Linked DNA regions of Homo sapiens: region 1 is linked to region 2. Evidence: read pairs that join two places in POLR2A ChIA-PET (ENCODE). Cell type or tissue: IMR-90. All regions are shown on one strand. Each heading gives the region's core, and the rest is flanking DNA. Links, peaks and the distances in the headings are about the cores only.

Region 1 (10,410 bases), core at 3,287-5,786, 84 kb after region 2:
GCTGGATATCTGATGAGCCAGACAGAGGGTGGTCTCAGGCCAAGATGCAGAGGCCTCCGCAGAACAGGGTGGAGCAAGGGACCAACGGCAGCTGTGAGAACCAAACAGCAGGGAGTCAGGGGCCTAACTCCAATTCCCCATGCCCTTCCACTTGGCCACCAAAAGTCAGTACTCTCTCAGCCTCAGTTTCCCCGGATGTAAATGGTAGCTGCTGGAATACAAGTTGTTAGACAGGCTTCTTTACTGTAGGAAAAGCCCAGGCCAGAAAGGCACACGGTCGGGGGATGAAGCAGGTTCCTTGGAGCCTGGGCAAGGTTTCAGCCAAGAGGCCACCTCTGCTGCCACACAGCCCCCGCCCACCCCTACCAGCCTGATCCACTTTCTTGCCCAGGACACATTGCAGGAGCTGCACACCAGCTCCCTCCAGCTGACCCAAGAGTGCCCTCTCCCAACACCACGTCCTTTTGGGGGCTGGGGACTCTCAGAGGGCCCCTTCTTCACTCCTACTGCTCATCCGCTGGGTACCTCAGGCTCTCGGTTGGCGGTTTGTGGCCTCCTTTCTTCTCAGTCTCCTGCTCTTGGGTTAGATCTTAGGACAGGGGACAATTATTTCAAGGTGGGGGCAACACACACCGGGCAAGCCCAGGGCCAGCGCCCCGGCTTCCCAGCTGAGTAAATGTGGGCAGGTGATCCCATCTCTGATGCTCAGATCCTCATCAGGATAAAATGGGCAGAAAAACTACCTGCCTGAAGGGATTCTTGTGAAGGCAAAAAAGTGGATGTGGAGCGCATCGGCACAGAGGAAGACTCCATAAAAGATGGGTCTTTGTTACTCAGTCCTCATGCCGTCTTCCCAGCAGGAAGGAAGTTCCAGCACACCTTTCGTTGGAGGGGATATCCCACACTGAGCAGTTAAATCAGACCCGAACTCTGGGTTTTCCCGCATCCTTCTGTTTGGGGGCCTGGGCATTAAGTCAGTGGTTCTGGGCTTGGGGTGCCGCACCCAGCACGAATTCCACGTCGCTTCCCCCTGGCCTCGTTGGGGACCCCTGCACCTCTCCGGTTCCCGCAGAGGCGCTGCCCCCCGCCTACCCCGACCTGGCGGCCGCAGCGAGGGACGCAGCACACTCACCCCCTTGCGCTGGTTGCTGAGGCAGAAGGTGCAGATGGAGCGCGGCTGGCGGCCGCCGTCGGCGGCGGCGGGGACGGCGCCCTTGGCACTGCCCGCGGCACGGAAGCACGGCTGCCCGTCGTCGGCCGAGTCGCCCAGCAGCAGCACGTTGGCCAGGTGCGCGATGTAGCTGGACGCCAGGCGCACGGTCTCGATCTTGGACAGCTTGCGGTCCACCGGCTCGGTGGGGATGAGCGTGCGCAGCGCCGTGAAGGCCGTGTTCACGCTCTGAGTGCGGTCCCGCTCCCGCGCGTTGGCCGCCTGCCGCTGTCGCACCACCACCACGGGGCCCGCGCCGCCGCCGCCGCCCGCCCGCCGCCCGCCCCCGGGGCCCGGGCCGCGCCGCGCCGCCTCCGGGCCCTCGCAGCAGCCGAACGACTGGTCCGACGCGTCGCTCTCGCTGCGGTTCTCCTCGTCCTCGCTCAGCAGCCGCACGTCCGGGTACAGCACGTGCGCGCCGACGGGCCGCAGCAGCGCGAACGCCATGGGCGCCGGCCGCGTCCCTCCGTGCGCCGCGTCCCAGCGTCGGCCGCGCCCCGCCGTGCGCTCCCGCGCGCTCCCACGGCCCCGCCGGCCCCCGCCTTATAGGCGAGGGAGGGGCCAATGGCAAGGCCGCCCCGGCCGGGGGCGGAGGGCTCCGCCCGGCCAATGGGGAGGCGTCCGCCCGGCCAATGGGGAGGCGTCCGCCGCGCCCTGGCCAATGGCGACGCTCCCACCGCCTCCGTCCCCCAGGTTGAAAGCGGCCCGGGAGCCGGCGGCCCACCCCGAAGGCCCCCGTTCCCGGCTGGCTAGCCCGGCAGATGCTGGAGGTCTGGGAGGGTCGGCCGGGGTGGGCCCAGATCCGAACTTTTTGTCTCCAGCCTGGACCACCTGGGAGACGCGGGCAGATCCCTTTCTCCTCTCTGGGCCTCAGTTTCCTCGTTCGGAACGTTCAGATTGCAGAGAAACAGCTAGTGTCTGCCTGCCCTCCAATTCTAATCCTGTAGTTCTGCAGCTTTCACGTGCGTAAGAACTGGGGAAGGGGCTTTTGCTATTACAGAGTCCCAAATTGCTCCCATTCTGATTGAGCAGTTCTGGAACGGGCCCAGGAACCTACATTTTGTAACAAGCCATTGGTGATAGTGGTGGTGTCCGTGGAGAACACTTGGAGAAAAGCTATAATCTTTCCAAATGAGGATTCGACAGTGTCTTGTCCCTGAAGACAAACTTAAAAAGAAGAAGAAAAAAAAAAGCAAAACAAAACCACAATACACAAACACCAGTAGTTCGTTCGTTTTTTCAACAAATATTCGTTGGGTCCCTACTATGTGTCAGACATGGTTTTAGGTCTGAGGATACAGCCATTAACAAAATAAATTCTTCACCCTCACGGAACTGACGTTTTGGTTAAGGAACTACTGTGTACCAGACTCGGTGCTATATACTCTATTGCGCCCAGCTGAGGCTGCAGGATGGCAGCCCTGAGTTACAGGTCAGAGAGCTCCGGCCTTCAGTCGTACAGGTGGGAGTGGCGGCGCTAGCTCCAGCCTGTCCGGTTTCACTACCTCTTGGAATCCTACCACCACCATCCCATCACACACACACGGGCTATCTTTCCTCAATGCCTGCTTGCCTTCTAGAAACCTTAGATTGTTCAGCCTGACGTGTCCTCTTCAGAGAATTGCTGAGCCAAAGGTGGTTGCCGGGGTCTCGATCTCACTCGTGCCTGCTGCTCAGCTCTCTCCAGGCACTAGCTAAACCAGCATCCACTTGGCCTTGAAAATAAGCCCGAGTGGCAGCCGGTGTAGCAGACAGAGCGCAGGGAGTGGAGTTGAAAGGCTTCTAGGTGCATTTTGGCTCCTCTGGGCGTCTGTTTTCCTGACGATGCCTGCAGCTCTGCCATGCTGTGCTTTCCTGGCTTCCCTGATCCAGGCCAGAATTAGGGGAAGAAGAGGGAGCGAGGGATTTCCCATGACTGCCGGGGGAGGAGCCCCTTAGGACCCAGGGTCTGCGGGAGAGTCTGTTCCCACACCTGGATCCCCCCACCGCCAGCATTTGACCGTGACCCCAGCCAGGCTGGGCTTTGGGGAGGAGGGAAACAGCCAGCATGGGCCCCCTCCCCGCAGGGCTGGTCCCACACACAGCCCCAGACCAGGCTGCTGCTTCCTGAGCCGATGAATTATTACCGGGAGATTTCCTTCCCTGTCTGCGCCTCCTCACAGGGGCTCCCAGCTCACTTCACTTTCGCTTTCTCCCCCTTCTCCCCCTCCTCTCTGCTTCTGACCCTCAGGCAGCTTGAAATTCCTCTGTCCAGCCCCCTCCCAATTCCACCTCCAACTGGAGATGCCAACCAAGGCGTGAACTGGGCCCGGAAGGCGAAGAGGGGCTTGCCTTGTAGGCTCATTCATTTATTTGCTCCTTAGGCATATTTTGACACTTGGGACCCTGGGAGTAGAAGAAAACCATGAATGAGACTGAGACAGGCCTTCTGCAGCCGAGAGGGGAAGGCGAGCTGTAAACAAAGGATTTCAAGACAATGTGGTAGGAGCAAGCCAGGGTCTGGTATCAGAGAGACCCAGTTCCGGTTCCAAGGTTAGCTGCTTCCCAGAGTCTCAGTTGCCTGCTCTGAAAATGAGATAATAATAGTACCCATTCCCAGGGCTGGTGATGGTTCCATGAGTTTGTGCCAGTAGAGCTGGGCTTGGCACACAGGAGTGCTCAGTACCTGAGAGGAGTTTGTGCTACTGTTTTTAGGGGCTGGCCCCAGCCAACTGCCTGGGAAAGGGCTGAGCAGCATTGACTTTTCTAGGTCTTGTCCCTGGGAGTGCGGAGGGGACTCCTACCACATTCTCAGCTCACCTACACAGGGGACCTCAGCTTCCCCCATTCTCTGTCCCTCACTCTGCTCCAGCCACACTGGCCTCCCCACTAAATCTGGAGCCCACTTCTTCCTGGCCCCCCTGGCCCCTGATAGTCTCATAGTTTGTTCACTCATTTCCTTCAAATCTTCACTCAAATCTTATCTCAGGGAGGCCCTTCCTGACCACCAGCACTAACAGTAATGGCTTCTCCAACCTGCCAGCACCCCCAGCTCTCCCTTTCCCCTTATCCTGCTTTATTTCTTTTTATAGCATTTGTCACTGACTTTCATTCATTCACTTATTCATTCTACAAATATTAACTGAGCACCTGCTATGTGCTAGGCACAGTTCTGGGTACTGCGGATACAGCAGTAGAGACATTACATATTTATTTGTCTACCACCTGTCTCCCTCCACTAGAGTATAAGCTCCATGGGGCAGGTACTTTGTGTATTTTGCTCATCTCACTTCCTTCCCAACACAACCTTCTGAGGTAGGTATTGTCATTATTCCCATTTTACAGATGAAGATACGGAGGTTCAAAGAGGGGAAAGTGACTTGCCCGAGGTCACACGGTGGGCCAATGTGGGAGCTGAGATTGGTCTGACTCCAAAGCCATTGCTCCTTCCCTAACCACATGGCTTCTGAGGCAGCCTAGAGGCCTGTGAGGGCTGAGTAGGAGTCTGCCAGGTAAGAGGAGACAGGTGTCACAGGCTGAGAGGGTAGAGGCTGGTCCCTGCCTCCCTGACCATGGGCACCCTTCACTTCTACAAAAAGCATTTGTTTCTCAGAGGCACCTGCTGTGCACAACTCTGAGCCTGTGCTCCAGCTGTCCTTCCTGCTTGGAATGCTGCCCCTTTGGGTCTGACCAGACATCCCTAGTCCTCTGCCAGTGTTCAGAGTAGCAGATGGTGAAGGCCTCTTTGCCACTTTTTGCCAACCTTGCTGCAAAGTCTTGTTGTGTTCATCACACCATATTTTGACTTTTCTCCCTTCATCCCTGATTCTCACTTCCATTTCCCTCCCCTAACAGGGCACCCACTCCCATATCTTTGACGCATGCCTTTGGATATATGTGTGTCTTTATAAAATGTGCATGGCGTTGATTTGTGTGTGGAGGTTTTTAATGTATATAAATAGTGGTTTCAATAGATCTGTGTCATAGGCTATTTTGTTTCCTCGACACTGCTCTGTGTGCTGAGTCCAGCTCAAGTCCCTTGGTTCCCACTGCTGCTAAGCATGCACGGTGTGCGTGTGCCACCATGCCTCCTTTTCCCACCGCTTTAGTGATGGATGCTGGCTACCTCCAGTTCCCACCTCCCCAAGCAAAGCTGTGATGGACTTGCAGTGTGTGACTCTCATGGACTCCCGTGTGTATTTCTCTGGGATGTACACTCGGGGGCAGGATCCCTGGGGTGGAGAGAATACATACAGTTACTGCACTCTATGACGGCTGCCTCAGTCTACATGCCCAGCAGCAGGGCATGAGGGACCACTTTCTCCACATGCACCCTAGCACTTGGAATTATCTGACTTCCCAATGATGGAGATATGGGTTGTTTTCCATCTCCTTGTGCTTGCCTCCATCACGGTGTGGGCAATAATGAATACTTGTTGCACTTTGGGTGGCCGAGGCGGGTGGATCATTGAGGTCAGGAGTCTGAGACCATCCTGGCCAACATGGAGAAACCCCGTCTCTAGTGAAAATACAAAAATTAGCCAGGCGTGGTGGTGTACCTGTAATCCCAGCTACTCAGGAGGCTGAGTCAGGAGAATCGCTTGAACCTGGGAGGCAGAGGTTGCAGTGAGCCGAGATCGCGCCACTGCACTCCAGCCTGGGTGACAGAGCAAGACTCCATCTCTCTCTCTCTCTCTCTCTCTCTATATATATATATATATATATACATATATATATGTATATATATGTATATATATGTGTATATATGTGTATATATATGTATATATGTGTATATATATATGTATATATATATATAATGAATACTTGTTGAACAAATGAATGAAAAGGCTAATACACAGCCTCCCACACCTACCTTGTACCAAACCTCAGTCTAGAAGGTGGCGGTATATGTGTGTATGTTTGTGTGTAGAGAGGGGAATATAAGACAAAGTCTTATGCCTCAACCTGCTTAGAGAAAAAGACTAATGACAGTTAGCATTTATTGAGGGCTTACTTTGTGTCAAGAATTCATAGGTGTATATTCACAACCTTAACTTCAGTGAGACAAGTAAAATGCATTTCTCTCTCATTCAAGGCCTTTGGAGGTAGGGCTGCTCTGGCATTCCACAGTGTGGTCGCCAGCTTCCAAGATTGCCAGCAATGATCCTTGCCTCCTAGTATTCATCTGCGTGTGTAGAACCCTCCCCCATTGAATCAGATTTGACTCATGTGACCAAAAGAATATGACAGAAGTGACGGTATGTGACTTCTGAATGTAGCTCATAAAGGCATTGAGCTCCTGCCTTGTTCTCTTGAGTCATTTACTCTGGGGACAGCAGCCACCATGCCATGAGGACACTCAAGCCGTCTGTGGAGAGAGACCAAGGTCCCTAGCCTACAGCCATCACCAATTTGCCAGCCAAGTGAGTGAGCCTCCTTGGATGTGGATCCTGAATTCCTGACCTGCAGGACCTGTGAAAAAGAAGAAAGATAATACAGAAAGACAAAGAAAAAAGATAATAAATAATTATTGGCTGGGCGCAGTGGCTCACACCTGTAATCCCAGGACTTCACAAGGCTGAGGCCAAAGGATCGTTTGAGGCCAGGAGTTTGAGACCAGCCTGGGTAACATAGTGAGACCCTGTCTCTAAAAGAAAAAAAAGGAAAAGAAATTTGCTGGATGCTCTGGTGCATGCCTGTGTTCCCAGCTACTCTGGAGGCTGAGGCAGGAGGGTCGCTTGAGCCCAGGAGTTTGAGGCTGCAGTGAGCCATGATCACACCACTGCACTCCAGCCTGGGCAACAGAGCAAGACCTTGTCTCTAAAAACACAAAAATTATCAATGTTGTAATCCCGTAAGTTTAGGGTGTTTTGTTATGCAACATTAGATAACTAAAACAGATGGTGCCGGGGACCCAGGCTCTGTCTATCTTTTTACTGCACCATACATAGCTTTCACTTCCTAGTTCTCTTACAGAGCCACATGGCCACAGGAGCCATTCTATCTGCATTCCAACTGGCAAAAAGGAGAAAGAGGCAGAAGGAAGAGCATGCTTTAATCTGTAGAACACCAACCTCACTCCGTTCACATCCCGTTGGCAAGATCTTGTCATTTGACCATACTTAACTGAAAAGGAGGCTGAGTATATAGTCTTTTGCAGGTAGGTGTCCGTGTGTGCAGCTGAACACTGGGTTTCTGTTAGTGAGGAAGAAGGGAAGAATGGCTATTGAAAACAACTAACCATAGGTGTTATATACCATAGGTGTTAACTCTGGAGATAATAATGTCACATGGTTAAGTTTGCACATTTGGGAGCCTGACTGCCTGGTTTCAGTTCTCAGTTAGGCCACTTACCAGATGTGTGATCTTGGGAAATTTACCAAACTTTTCTGGGCCTCAGTTTCCTCATCTGTAAACAGGGCTCACAGTAAAGCCTGCCTCATAGGGTTGTTATGAGGATTAAATGAGTCAATGTATGTAGCGTTTATAACAGTCCTGGCACATGGTATGTGCTGTGTGTTAGCTGTTTTCATTATATAATCCTTACAAGGGTTTTTTTTTTTTTTTGACAGAGTTTCACAATTATTGCCCAGGCTGGAGTGCAATGGTGCGATCGCAGCTCACTGCAACCTCTGCCTCCCAGGAGGATTCTCCTGCCTCAGCTTCCCATGTAGCTGGGATTACAGGCATGCACCAGCATGCCTGGCTGATTTTGTATTTTTAGTAGAGACTGGGTTTCACCACATTGGTCAGGCTGGTCTTGAACTCCTGACCTCAAGTGATCCACCCTCTTTGGCCTCGTAAAGTGCTGGGATTACAGGCATGAGCCACCGCGCCTGGCCACAAGGGGTTTTCTTAAGTTCTCACAACCAGCAAGTGATGGAAGCAGAATTTGGCCCAAAAGCATTTTTTTCCACTTGCGTCATCCCATAGAAATTCGTAGAGTGCAAGATCAAGACCCAGATCAGTACACCGCACATAATACGCATCCAGAAATATCTGTCGAATGAGTGAGTTAAATAAACACGTAAACTGTCCTTACATAGAGATGCTAGGTTTTGTTTGGTTTTGTTTTATGTTCAGTTAATGAGAATGCTCCATTGACCCCATCTGGTTCCTCTAGTATGGGGCTGATGCCCTTGATACCATGCTAGAACTCAGTCCCTCCAGGGTCCCTCCAAGCCATCATTTTTAAGGGTGAATTCCTGGGAACACTTGTTCTTGCGGATGCTCAGGATTCCATGATTTTTTTTAAAAAAAGTCAGAGAAGCTGCATTTTATATCCCCCTCCTAGCGACCTGCAACAACATTAGCATGTTAAAGAGTCGGAGAAATCCTGCAACAAAAAAGCTTGTTGGGCTTCATTTCAATCTGCATTTTGTTTTCTTATTTTTTTGAGACGAGGTCTTACTCTGTTGCCCAGGCTGGAGTATAGTGATGCAATCATGGTTCACTGCAGCCTCGACCTCCCAGGCTCAAGCAATCCTCCCACCTCAGCCTCCCAAATAACTAGGACTACAGGCATGTGACAAACCCAGTTAATTTTTAATTTTTTTGTAGAGATTTAATTTTTTTTTTTGTAGGCAACTATGTTGCCTAAGCTAGTCTCTAATTCCTGGACTCAAGCAATCCTTCTGCCTTGGCCTCCCAAAGTGCTGAGATTACAAACATGAGCTACCGTGCCTGGTCTCAATCTGCATTTTCTGAGCTTATTTTAGGCTTACTTGATTAAAGACTCACTTCCTGCCCCCAACACCAGACACCTAATAGAGAATACAGTTTAGCAGACATTTCTCCGGGCTGTTGCCACTGACATCTACCTCAGTGTGAGTGGGTATCCATTCTTTCTAGACAGCATGTTTGATAGGAGTGAAGTGGAAGTGAGCAGGTGGGTGCTGGTTACCAGGAAGAGACAGGGTAAGAGAGGGAACATACAGGCATATGTCCGAGCCCCACTTTCTAAGGGACATAAAAATATCATTGAAAATATAATAGGTGGAGAAAAGTGTATTTCGTGGTACTTCTTTCAGGGAAAATGCAATGTAAATTGAAATAATAATATTATTGAGGGGTAACAATATGCCAGGCACTCTGCTAGGAACTTATTTAATCCTCACAGCAGTCTCATGAGCTAAGTACTATTAATATTCCCGTTCTATAGGTGAGTAGACTAAAGAGCAGAAAGGTTAAGTAATTTGCTTAAGGTCACATAGCTAGGGAGTGGACAGGAATTCTTTGATAAGTTGCTTGTGGTGAGGATAACAAGGGAAGACCCTCCCCCGGGGTAGTTTAAGCTCAGATGCTCACAAAACTCTGCTCCAGGGAGAGTGAGCCTACTTGGTTGAAGAGCACTGATTTTGTTGAGTAGAGGATGCAAGTTTGGGCCAGAGTGGAATTGTTCAAGAATAGAGAGGAGGTTGGTGCTGCCATGGGTGCCCTCCTTCAGCTCCATCGCTTTAAGGAAAGGATGAGCTCATGTTTAAAGACTTTTAAGTTGAAGGCAGTGCTAAATAATTTAGTGTGGTCAGGTACCCACCTGACTCAGGTTGACCCTGACACCAGTGCCAGGTGTGGCAGAATCACCAAAATGGTGTGGAAGATCAAGATAATGCTAAATGAAACTACCATTTAAGTCTGCTTTGAAAACTCAAGGAGTTTGGAGCTCAGAGTTGCCAAGAACAAGTTGGAATGGCCTGAGGCTGCCATGCTATGAGGAAGCCCAGGCCACATGGAGAGGCCACATGCTTTTGACTGGTCGTTCTGGTCTTTCAATTCTCCCAGCTCCAGGAACAGACACATGAGTGAAGAGGCTTTCATACAATTCCAGCCCCAGTTATCGAGTCTTTGCCATTGAAGCCTCAGACATCATGGACAGTGACAAGTCTTCACTGCTCTACCCATTCTGAATCCTGAACTACAGAATCCGTGAGCATAAGGAAATGCTTAAGACACCAAATTGTGGGGTAATTTGTCACACAGCAACACTAATTGTGACTGTAGCTCACTAAAATGCCTCCCAAATATTATCTTCACAACTAAAAGCACCAAAAAACCTGAAAGTACAGTTGAATTTCATGATTTGCTATAATTATATTCTAGAAAGTCACTGCAAACACTGAATTAGCAAATACTGAACCACTGCTCCTAGGAGAAATACAGGCTTAGGTTCCTGTGAACCATTCTGTTCCCAACATGTTCATCAACTCATCAATACTTAAGCT
Region 2 (10,410 bases), core at 2,606-5,105:
TGAACCCGGGAGGCAGAGCTTGCAGTGAGCCGAGATCGTGCCACTGCACTCCAGCCTGGGCGACAGAGCGAGACTCCATCTCAAAAAAAAAAAAAAAAAGAAAAAAAAAATAATAATAATTAGGCTGTGCACAGTGGCTAATGCCTGTAATCCCAACACTTTGGGAGGCTGAGGCCAAGGTGTGAGGATTGCTTGAGCTCAGGAGTTTGGAGACCAGCCTAGGCAACATAGTGAGACCCTGTCTCTATTTTTTTAACTTAAAACTATTAAAAAAAAAAAAAAAAAAAAAAAGCCAGGTGTGGTGGCATGCACCTGTGGTCCAACTATTCAGGAGTCTGAGATGGGAGGAACACTTGAGCCTAGGAGGTGGAGGCTGCAGTGAGCTGTGATTATGCCACTGCACTCTAGCCTGGGCGACATAGCAAGGCCCTGATTCGAAAATAAAAATTCATAAACTTGAACTTAGAAAAGCAAACTAAAAATTAAGAACTTACACATATCTCAATAAATTTGAAAACAGAAGCCCAGAGAAACTAGAAGGAAAAAAACGGGAAAAGCAGCAATCAAAGAAATATGAAACAAAGAGGATCCACAATACCAATTGAGTCTTTAAAAATGCTCGTGCTGAGCCCGTGGCTCATGCCTGTAATCCCAACACTTTGAAAGGCCAAGGCAAAGGATTGTCTGAGTCCAGGAGTTTGAGATCAGCCTGGGCAACAGAGTGCAACCCCCAATCTCTACAAAAATAATTTAAAAATTAGGCCAGGCATGGTGGCTCATGACTGTAATCCCAATACTTAGGAAGGCTGAAGCGGGAAGACTGCTTGAGCCCAGGAGTTTGAGACCAGCCTGGGCAATACAGTGAGACTCCATCTCAAAAAAATTGTTTTTAATAATAAAAACAATGGAAAAAATTAGCTGAGTCCCAGCTACTCAGGAGGCTAAGGCAGGAAGATCACTTGAGCCCAGGAGTTTGAGGCTGCAGTGAGCTATGATCATGTCACTGCACTCTAGCCAGGGCGACAGAGAAAGACCCTGCCTCTGCAGGTGGGGGGGAAGAAATTAAAAATGTAAGTGTGCTTGATTTAAGAAAAAAAAAAAGAAGGGCCAGGTGTGATGGCTCATACCTGTAATCCCAGCACTTTGGGAGGCTGAAGCAGGCGGATCACAAGGTCAGGAGCTCGAGACCAGTCTGGCCAATATGGTGAAACCCCATCTCTACTAAAAATATAAAAAATTAGCTGGGTGTGGTGCCACACGCCTGTAGTCCCAGCAGGAGGATAAGGCAGGAGAATCGCTTGAACCCGGGAGGCGGCAGAGGTTGCAGTGAGCTGAGATCATGCCACTGCACTCCAGCCTGGCGACAGTGAGACTCTGTCTCAAAAAAAGAAAGAAAGAATGAGAGAGAGAGAGAGAAAGAGAGAGAGACAGACAGAGAGAGAGAGAGAGAGAGAGAGAGAGAGAGAGAGAGAGAGAATGAATATTAGGGTAAATGTCCAATATCAAGAATGGAAATGAGGGAGTGAGGGATGAATTAGGGTAAATGTCCAGTATCAAGAATGGAAATGATACATCACTACAGATCCTACAGATGGTAAAAAGATAAGACAATATCACGAACAACTTTGTGCCCACAAACTTGAAATTCCCAGAAGAAAAATAATTTATCAAAACTGATACAAGATCCCAGTCTGATTCTCAGGGAGAAAAAACAAAAACTGACACAAAAAATGAAAACCATAAATAGTCCCATAACCAATAAATTCAATCAGTATTGTTTCAACCTGTTCTATTCTAATGTCTTTGAACTGCACAGATTAACATTTTCAAAACATTTGTTTAAACTGACTGAACTTGCTTCCCACTCCTCTCCAGGTCTCTGTGCTTTTATACATTGATTATGCCTTCCAATAGTGCTTGCTAGGGGAAATCCTACTCACCCTTCAAGAATCAGCAAACTTTACATCCACTATGAAGCACACTATGAAGCATTCCCATCTTTCTCCAAAACAGGCCAAGTACCTCTTCTACAGGGCCAAAGCAACCCCATATACTCTCTGACATTGTCACACTGAATGTGTTTTGTTTACATACACCTCTCTCCTCAGATTATGAATTCAAGTACTTGGACTTTGATTTATTTCTCTTGGTGGATGCCCCGTGTTTCACCACACTGCCCAGGCTGGTCTCAAACTCCTGACCTCAGGTGATCCAACTGTTTCAGCCTCCCAAAGTGCTAGGGTTACAGGCATGAGCCACTGTGCCCGGCCTGTGGTTTTTAAAATGCTCCTCAGTCTTACCTATAAATGTTATTGCATCCATCCTTTTTAAACCAGGGGAAAAAGGTTTCCTACTATCACTTACCAAAGAGATGTGAAACTAGTCAGTATGGGTGAATGATGTTTCTTGGAGATTTTATGAGGTTCCACGCTGCATGATTTACCATGTGATGAGCACACTGCTTGACAAGCCTTGATAGAGCTACAAAAACAGTTCAGTACTCCGTTACTGAAAGGATCTTGGATTTAAAAGACATCATAAGGTTGCAGAAAGAATAAGTACACTAGAACCACTACAACCTACATCTGATGTTGGATATGTTATTTAACCTACCTGATTAAAGTGAGAAAACTGCAGAATATAAGGATTATCACCCTTCCCCCACTCCCTTCTTTACTGCCATGGTGGCAGGTTACATAGCAGACAACCATCATCTCCGCAGGTGATCAATAACCAACAGCTAATAAGGTAGGTTGTCCTAAAACTGACAAAAATAGAATAGGCTGGAAGTAAGGGCAGTAAAAACTGGTTGCCTTTCAATTCTGAAGATATTATGTGAATGCCTATGTCAGTCACTGATTCTTGGGATTTATCATTTTTGTGTGTGTAACAGGGTCTTGCTCTGTCACCCAGGGTGGGTGACTGCAGCCTTGACCTCCCAGGCTCAAGCAATCCTCCTCCTTCAGCTTCCTTAGTAGCTGGGACCATAGGCATACACTACTGTCCCCTGCTAATTAAATTTTTTCTTTTTTTTCTTTCTTTCTTTTGTTTTTTTTTCTGAGATGTCTTTTGTTTTTGTTCTGAGGTCTTGTTATGTTACCCAGGCTGGTCTGGAAGTCCTAAGCTCAAGCAATCCTCCTACCTTGGCCTCCCAACGTGCTGGGATTATAGGCATGAGCCACCATGCCCAGCCAGATTTATCACTGTTAAACCAGCAAGTCCATGACCTAAGTAATGTCTTTCTCATTTTACAGAAGGCAAAACTGCATAACCTTCCCAATGTCAGAGGTAGTGATTGGAAAACATTCGTCTAGATTCACAGCCTATTCTTCTGTTCTACAGCAAGGGACTGTAAACTGGTGACCACAAACACAGCCAACCCCCATACCCATGGTTTCAGTTACCCGCAGTCAACTGCAGTCTGAAAATATTAAATGGAAAATTCCAGAAATAAATAAGTCATAAGTTTTATTTTCCATGTTTGTTTTTAGAGACGAGGATTCACTCAGTCACCCAGGCTGGAGTGCAGTGGTGCAACCGTAGCTCACTGTAGCAGCCTCTACCTCCCATCTCAGCCTCCCTTGTAGCTGGGACCACGGGCATGCACCACCACTCCTGGCTATTTTTTTTTTTTTTTTGTAAAGAAGGTTTCTCACTATGTTGCCCGGGCTAGTCTTGAACTCCTGGGCTCAAGCAATCCTCCCGCCTTACCCTCCCAAAGTGCTGGGATTACAGGCATGAGCCATTGCACCCAGCCATGTTTTAAATTGTACATGGTTCTGAGTAATGTGATGAAATCTTGCACCATCTAGTACCATCCAGCCCTGGATGTGAATCATCCCTTTGTCCAGCTGTATATGCCACCTGCTCATTAGTCACTTGGTAGCCTTCTTGGTTACTTGAATGTTGCAGTATTGCAGTGCTTGTCTTCAAGTTACCCTTATTTTACTTAAGAAATGCCCCAAAGTGCAAGAGTAGCGATGCTGAGAATCTGGAAATGCCAATGTGAAGCTGTAAAGTGCTTCCTTTAAGTAAAAAGGTAAAAGTTCTTGACTTAATATGGAAAAAAAAATCATATGTGGAAATTGCTAAGATCTATGGTAAGAACAAATCTTCTATCAGTGATAATGTGAAGAGGGAAAAATAAATTCACATTTGTTTTGCTGTTGTACCTCAAACTGCAAAAGTTATGACCGCAGTATGTGATAAATGCTTAGTTAAAATGGAAAAGGCATTAAATTTGTGGGTAGAAGACATCAACAGAAAACTGTGTTCCAACTGATGATAATCAGGTTTGGTATTATCTGTGGTTTCAGGCATCCACTGGGGATCTTGGAATATATTTCCCACAGATGGCTGGGAACAGGACTACTCTGTGTGTATATCTCCTATTTGGCTCACATATTACTTTTAAAAATTGAGATAAAATCCATGTAACATAAAACTCATCATTTTAGGGTACAATCAGTACCCTAAAATGGTGTGTTTTCGTATATTCACAATGCTGTGGAACCATCACCACTATCTGATTCCAGAACACTTCATCGCCCCAAAAAGAAACCCAGTACCTCAGAGGATTAACTCCCAATAGCCTCTTCCTACAATCCTCTGGCAACCAATAATCTGCTTTCTGTCTTCATGTATTTGCCTATTATGGACATTTCACATAAATGGAATCATGCAATATGTGGCCTCTTCCACTTAGCAAAATGTCTACAAGTTTATCCACGTTGTTGCAAGTATCAGTAATTCATTTCCTTTTACAGCTGAATTCACTGTATAAATACATCACATTCTGGTTGTCCATTCACTGACAGATATTTGGACTGTCTCCACTTTTTGGCTACTATGAAATAATGTCGCTAGGTGCATATGTGTACAAGTTTTTCACTTTTTTTCCTTTTTTTTTTTTTTTTTAGAGTCAGGACCTTGCTCTGTCACCCAGGCTGGAGTGCAATGGCATGATCATAGTTCACTTCACTGCAGCCTCACACTCCTGAGCTCAAGTGATCCTCCTACCTCAGTCTTCCAAGTAGCTGGGACTATGGGTGTGCGCCACCACGCCCAGTTAATTTTCTGCATTTTTAGTAGAGACAGGGTTTCGCCATGTTGCCCAGGCTGGTCTCGAACTCCTGGATTCAAGCGATCATCCCATCTTAGCCTTCCAAAGTGTTGGGACTACAGTATGAGCCACAGTGCCCAGCCTTCACACTGTTTTTAAAAAGTAAATCAGGGGCCAGGCATAGTGGCTCACACCTGTAACCCCACCAGTTTGGGAGGCTGAGGCAGGCGGATTACCTGAGGTCAGGAGTTCATGACAGCCTTGGCCAACATGATGAAACCCCATTTGTACTAAAAATACAAAATTAGCCAGGTGTGGTGGTGGGCACCTGTAATCTCAGCTACTTGGGAGCCTGAGACAGGAGAATCACTTGAACCTGGGAGGCAGAGGTTACAGTGAGCTGAGATCGCGCCATTGCACTCCAGCCTGGGTGAAAAGAGTGAAATTCCGTCTCAAAAAACAAAAGAAAAGGTATTAAGGTGAATTATGTATTAAAATTTTTCACAATTAATATTTTTCAAAGTGACAGTTACCAAAATTAAAAAAAAATTTAACTTTCTATTTCTTAAAAGAAATAAAGCAGGAGGGAGGGCAGGTAGGTCTGTCTGTCTGGTAACAATGACTCTTCATTCCTGCACTGACAAAAACCTGCTGGATATGCTAAGCTGTGACTGTCCAACAACTGGCTCTTTTAACAGACACCCAATGGAGATACCACACGTAAACCTGGACAACTCTTCATTTACCTTATTGACTCGACTCCTGAAGGCATTTGAGCAATCAATCCCTGGTTTATACTAAATATATAAATTTACAAATAATAAGATGGGGGAACTCTTATTTAGACTACACAAATTTTGGAACTGAAAATGCAGCTCAACAATGAGATCAGTGGCCATGAACTCTCTGGTAAATGTATATAAAGCAGCATGTACATGTACATTTTTTTTTGAAGAAAAAAATTATTACAGGCTCAGGAAATCTGTAAACTCCAGCAAAATTAATAATTCCTGAGTTAGACAAACAGAAACTCATCTAAGAAGGCTAACTTGGTGATTTACATAAATATTAAAAAATTAAACTGCTCAAACTAAGTATATGCCATTCTTTCCTGAAGGAAGACAAGAAGACAATGTATCCTAGGCTTCAGAGTATGAGACCCAAGCTTGATGAATGATTAACAAAATGTCAGCCTCAGAAAAGATACAGTAGCATTCAGAGTTAGTCAGGTAGAGATAACAGTTTTACAAAAGGGAACTTTACTTCTGCCTCACATTACTGCTTAGAAAATAAGAACTTGAATTTCTTCACTACTGTCCAACCTTAAATTGTTCACAGTCTTGTATTTTAAAGCATATCCTTTGAATCATGTGTCCAAAGAGAATTACTTGTGGGTCAGAGAGGTACCTTAAAATGGCTTTAAAAACTTAAAACCAAGATTATTTTCAGATTGTTTACCCCCTTGAATCTTAAAACTGTTCAGATATCCAATTACTGAGCTTTCTAAATTAGTGCTCCCAGTTTTTCTAAACTTTTAACTTTTTTTTTTTTTGAGATGGAGTCTCGCTCTGTCGCCAGGCCTGGAGTGCAGTGGCACGCTCTCGGCTTACTGCAACCTCCGCCTCCTGGGTTCAAGCGATTCCCCCGCCTCAGCCTCCTGAGTATCTGGACTACAGGCAAGCGCCACCATGCCCGGCTAATTTTTTTTTTTTTTTTTTTTTGTATTTTAGTAGAGACAGGGTTTCACCATGTTGGCCAGGATGGTCTTGAACTCCTGATCTTGTGATCTGCCCGCCTCGGCCTCCCAAAGTGCTGGGATTACAGGTGTGAGCCACTGCTCCCAGTCTTTTTTACAGTCAAGACAGAAAATAATATTTGTATGGCACAATGGGGTAAATGATCAAGACTGCTCTGGATCTGAGGTCATTAGTTTGGATGCTGTATCCAAACTATATTCTGCATGAATGGCCAGAGGTGTGAGGGGACCAGTATCTCAACACATCTGTAACGCACCCTAACACAATACACTGGTTGAGAAATTCTAGTTTAAATAACTTGTGGAGATCACGACCTGAATAGTCAAAATCCATGCAGCAGGTTGAGAAAACTATTTCACAATTCCTCTTATTTCAAGAGATACGCAATCACCTTTTGCAGCTTTCAAGTATAGACCAGATGTACTAACAGGCAACCATTTCGTCTGGAAGATCATCTATTTGGAGGTCACTGACACAAAAAAACAAAAACAACAAAGACAAAACAAGCCTCCTTACCCTAGCTCAGAAGGATAAGCCAAAAGAAAACAGGTTAACGGTAAAAATGTATGATTAAATGAAGTTATTGTTTTTTTTCCTCCACTTCATATTGATTCTCTTTTCCCATGTCAATTTAAGGTGGTAACCATGGCCAACAACATTCTCTCTCACCTATCATACTAATGCCATATAAGTAGTAGTGTTTTTGTTTTTTCAAGTGGGGAAATATATACAGCTCAAAAAAACAAAAAAATATCTAGCAACTAACTCCTTGGCAGTTCCCTTGACTCTCTGACCTTTAAGTCCCAAGGTTCTAAGTATACAATGAATAAGAAAACTACCTGTTCAAACCCAACAGAATATGTTTTTTTCTGGTTTGATTAAGGCTTCGAATTTGGAACATAAATACTCTCAGTAATACTTAGTAATTCATGAAGTTACTGCTTGTGTAAACTTGCAGAATATTTAACTTTAGGAGATTATAAATCCTAACATGCCCCTAGGGGCCTTCTGCTTTTATTCCTACATACAAAACATACAACATGTTTGTTTTTAAAAACAATGCACATAGGCCAGGTGTGGTGGCACACACCTGTAGTCCCAGCTACTTGGGAGGCTGAGGCAGAAGCATCACTTGAACCCAGGAGGCAGAGGTTGCAATGAGCCGAGATCATGTCACTGCACTCCAGCCTGGGTGACAGAGCGAGACGCTGTCTCAAAATAAATACATACATACATACAAAAAAATTAAACCAATACACGGAAGTATTACTTCCATAAAACAAACCAGGAAGTACAGTAAAACAGAAAACATTAGCATTTGGGCCTTTTGTGTGAATTACATTTCTCCACCTTCAACCCAGAAAAGGGATCTGAGTGTCAATGTGACATAAATGACATAGCAACAGTGTGAGGTCTCCCAATGAAGGGAGGTATTAGAAGAAAATCCAAGCAGTTTGATTTGGATTAATAGTTCTACCCCAAACACCTAAGAGAAATCGGAATTCCAGTACTGTCTCTTACAATATAGTCATCATCTATACACCTTTTTACCACGCCATATAAGCAAAATAAAGTCACAATGTGAAACTTTACTCCACTGGCTATTACCCTCTGGAACCAAAAGATGGAAAACTTCATTTGGGATATACAGTAATCTAAAGAAAAATTCAGCACTTATGAATGTAATAACTACTGTTACCATTTGAATGCCTCTTACAAACCAGGCACAGTATCAGATGCATATTCTGATTTTAGAAATAAACAGATTCAGAGGTTAAATAATCTGCCAAAAACAACAGGATTACTAAGTGGTGGAAGCCAGATCTGTTTAGGATCCAAAGCCTAAATAGGTTCTTTTCACTAAATTTAATACTATTTCCTTAGTTCTCCAAACTGATTTATTAACAGCCTATCCAAAACACTATAATAAAATGAACTGCTTTAAATTTGGAGGCAAGGTAGGGGTGGGATACTGAGTTTCAATAATCAGGTTTCTTCATTATTCTTTTACCTGAATGGGCTGGCCACCAGGCCACAATTGTATAAAAATCAGATTTTAAATGATGGAAAAGCTTTTCTGTGTGGCTACTGAAGGGAGAAAGGAAGACAACTGAGACATGCCCCACCTTGCTGGCTGGGGGCTGGTGACATCTGTGGGCCTCAGTGTTGGACTCCAGATGCAACAAAGCCTAAAGTTTTGAATATGTATGAAGGTCAATGTGATGTTTTCCAAAAACAGTCATAAAAGATGGCTGTGAAAAACCCCCTAGTATAACAACTGTATGTAACAAGAGCATATAGGTAGCTGCAGATGAATGCTCAGGTCCTTAGCTGTGGTGTTTAAAAATTCTTCAGACCAGGCTGGGTGCAGTGGCTCACACCTGCAATCCCAGCACTTTGGGAGGCCGAGATGGGTGGATTGCCTGAGCTCAGGTGTTAGAGACCAGCCTGGGAAACACAGTGAAACCCCATCTCTACTAAAATACAAAAAAAAAAAAAAGCCAGGCGTGGCAGCGTGCGCCTGTAGTCCCAGCTACTTGGGAGGCTGAGGCAGGAGAATTGCTTGAACCCGGGAGGTGGAGGTTGCAGTGAGCCAAGGTCGTGCCACTGCACTCCAGCCTGGCAACAGAGTGAGATGCTATCTCCCAAAAAAAAAAAAAAAAAAAAAAAAAAAAAAAATTTCTTCGGACCAGTGTGGTGGCTCATGAGTGTAATCTCAGCACTTTGGGAGGCTGAGTTAAGAGGACTGCTTGAGCCCAGGAGTTTGAGACCAGCCTGGGCAACATGGTGAGACCTTGTCTCTACAAAAAAAATTAACAACTACCCACAAAGAAAACCCTAGCTCAAGATGGCTTCACTGGAAGGAAAAATGAACTGGTCAGGAAGACAGACAAATAGAAGCAAATAATGAAAGCATTTTATTTGACATTGATAACCTTCTCACAATAAATTATGTGGCAAAATACATGCTTGAATACTTAATTGCTAGGCAATAGTCTATTTTCATTTTTTCACAAAAGGTAGACAACTCCAAAGCAGATGGCCATTTGTAGCCATTCTATATAATCATAAATACACAAAACACTGGCCGGGCGCGGTGGCTCACGCCTGTAACCCCAGCACTTTGGGAGGCTGAGGCGGGTGGATCACCTGAGGTCAGGAGTTTGAGGCCAGCGTGGCCAACATGGCGACACCCCGCCTCTACTAAAAATACAAAAATTAGCCCGGTGGGGTGGCATGCACCTGTAATCCCAGTTACTTAGGAGGCTGAGAGAGGAGAATCACTTGAACCCAGGAGGCAGAGATTGCGCCACTGCACTCCAGCTTGGGCGACAGAGCAAGACTCCATCTCAAAAAAAAAAAAAAAAAAAGTTTTAAAGTGCCGATAAATACAAGTTCCTGGTCTGCCTACAGTTTATCACTTAATAATACAAAGCAAACAAGAAAGCAAGTTAGTGGATTACCTGAGAGAGCAAGACATAGAGAAGATGTTAATGCAGGGAGCTGGCCTTCTCCAAACATATCCCTAACACACAATATTCAAGCAATTCCCAAACTGTGATCAGAGAACCACTGGGAGTAAGACCTCTG

The links. Peaks named below come from ENCODE experiments on the same cell type or tissue, not always from the same donor. Only the 100,000 strongest peaks of a DNase experiment are listed, where the experiment ranks them.
Region 1: POLR2A ChIA-PET joins it to region 2 with 14 read pairs; 5 of 35 experiments call an interaction of 5 or more read pairs at or near these places.

What each region holds. Positions count from the first base shown.
Region 1 is chr20:608,581-618,990 of GRCh38, forward strand. TCF15 (transcription factor 15) reads right to left here and starts at 1,729. Exons shown (of 2, transcript NM_004609.4): 1 at 1,133-1,729. The coding sequence starts at 1,657. RefSeq lists silencers at 1,647-1,816, 1,827-1,936 and enhancers at 2,636-3,136, 3,137-3,637, 7,119-8,318. In IMR-90, for the core only: no CTCF peak of the experiment used is centred there; no DNase peak of the experiment used is centred there; H3K27me3 peaks cover 2,210 bases.
Region 2 is chr20:525,569-535,978 of GRCh38, forward strand. CSNK2A1 (casein kinase 2 alpha 1) reads right to left here. Exons shown (of 14, transcript NM_177559.3): 2 at 2,365-2,481. Among named protein-coding and RNA genes, the nearest start is that of CSNK2A1, 13 kb to the right of the region's middle. RefSeq lists an enhancer at 9,114-9,163. In IMR-90, for the core only: no CTCF peak of the experiment used is centred there; a DNase peak (open chromatin) is centred at 3,843; H3K27ac peaks cover 282 bases.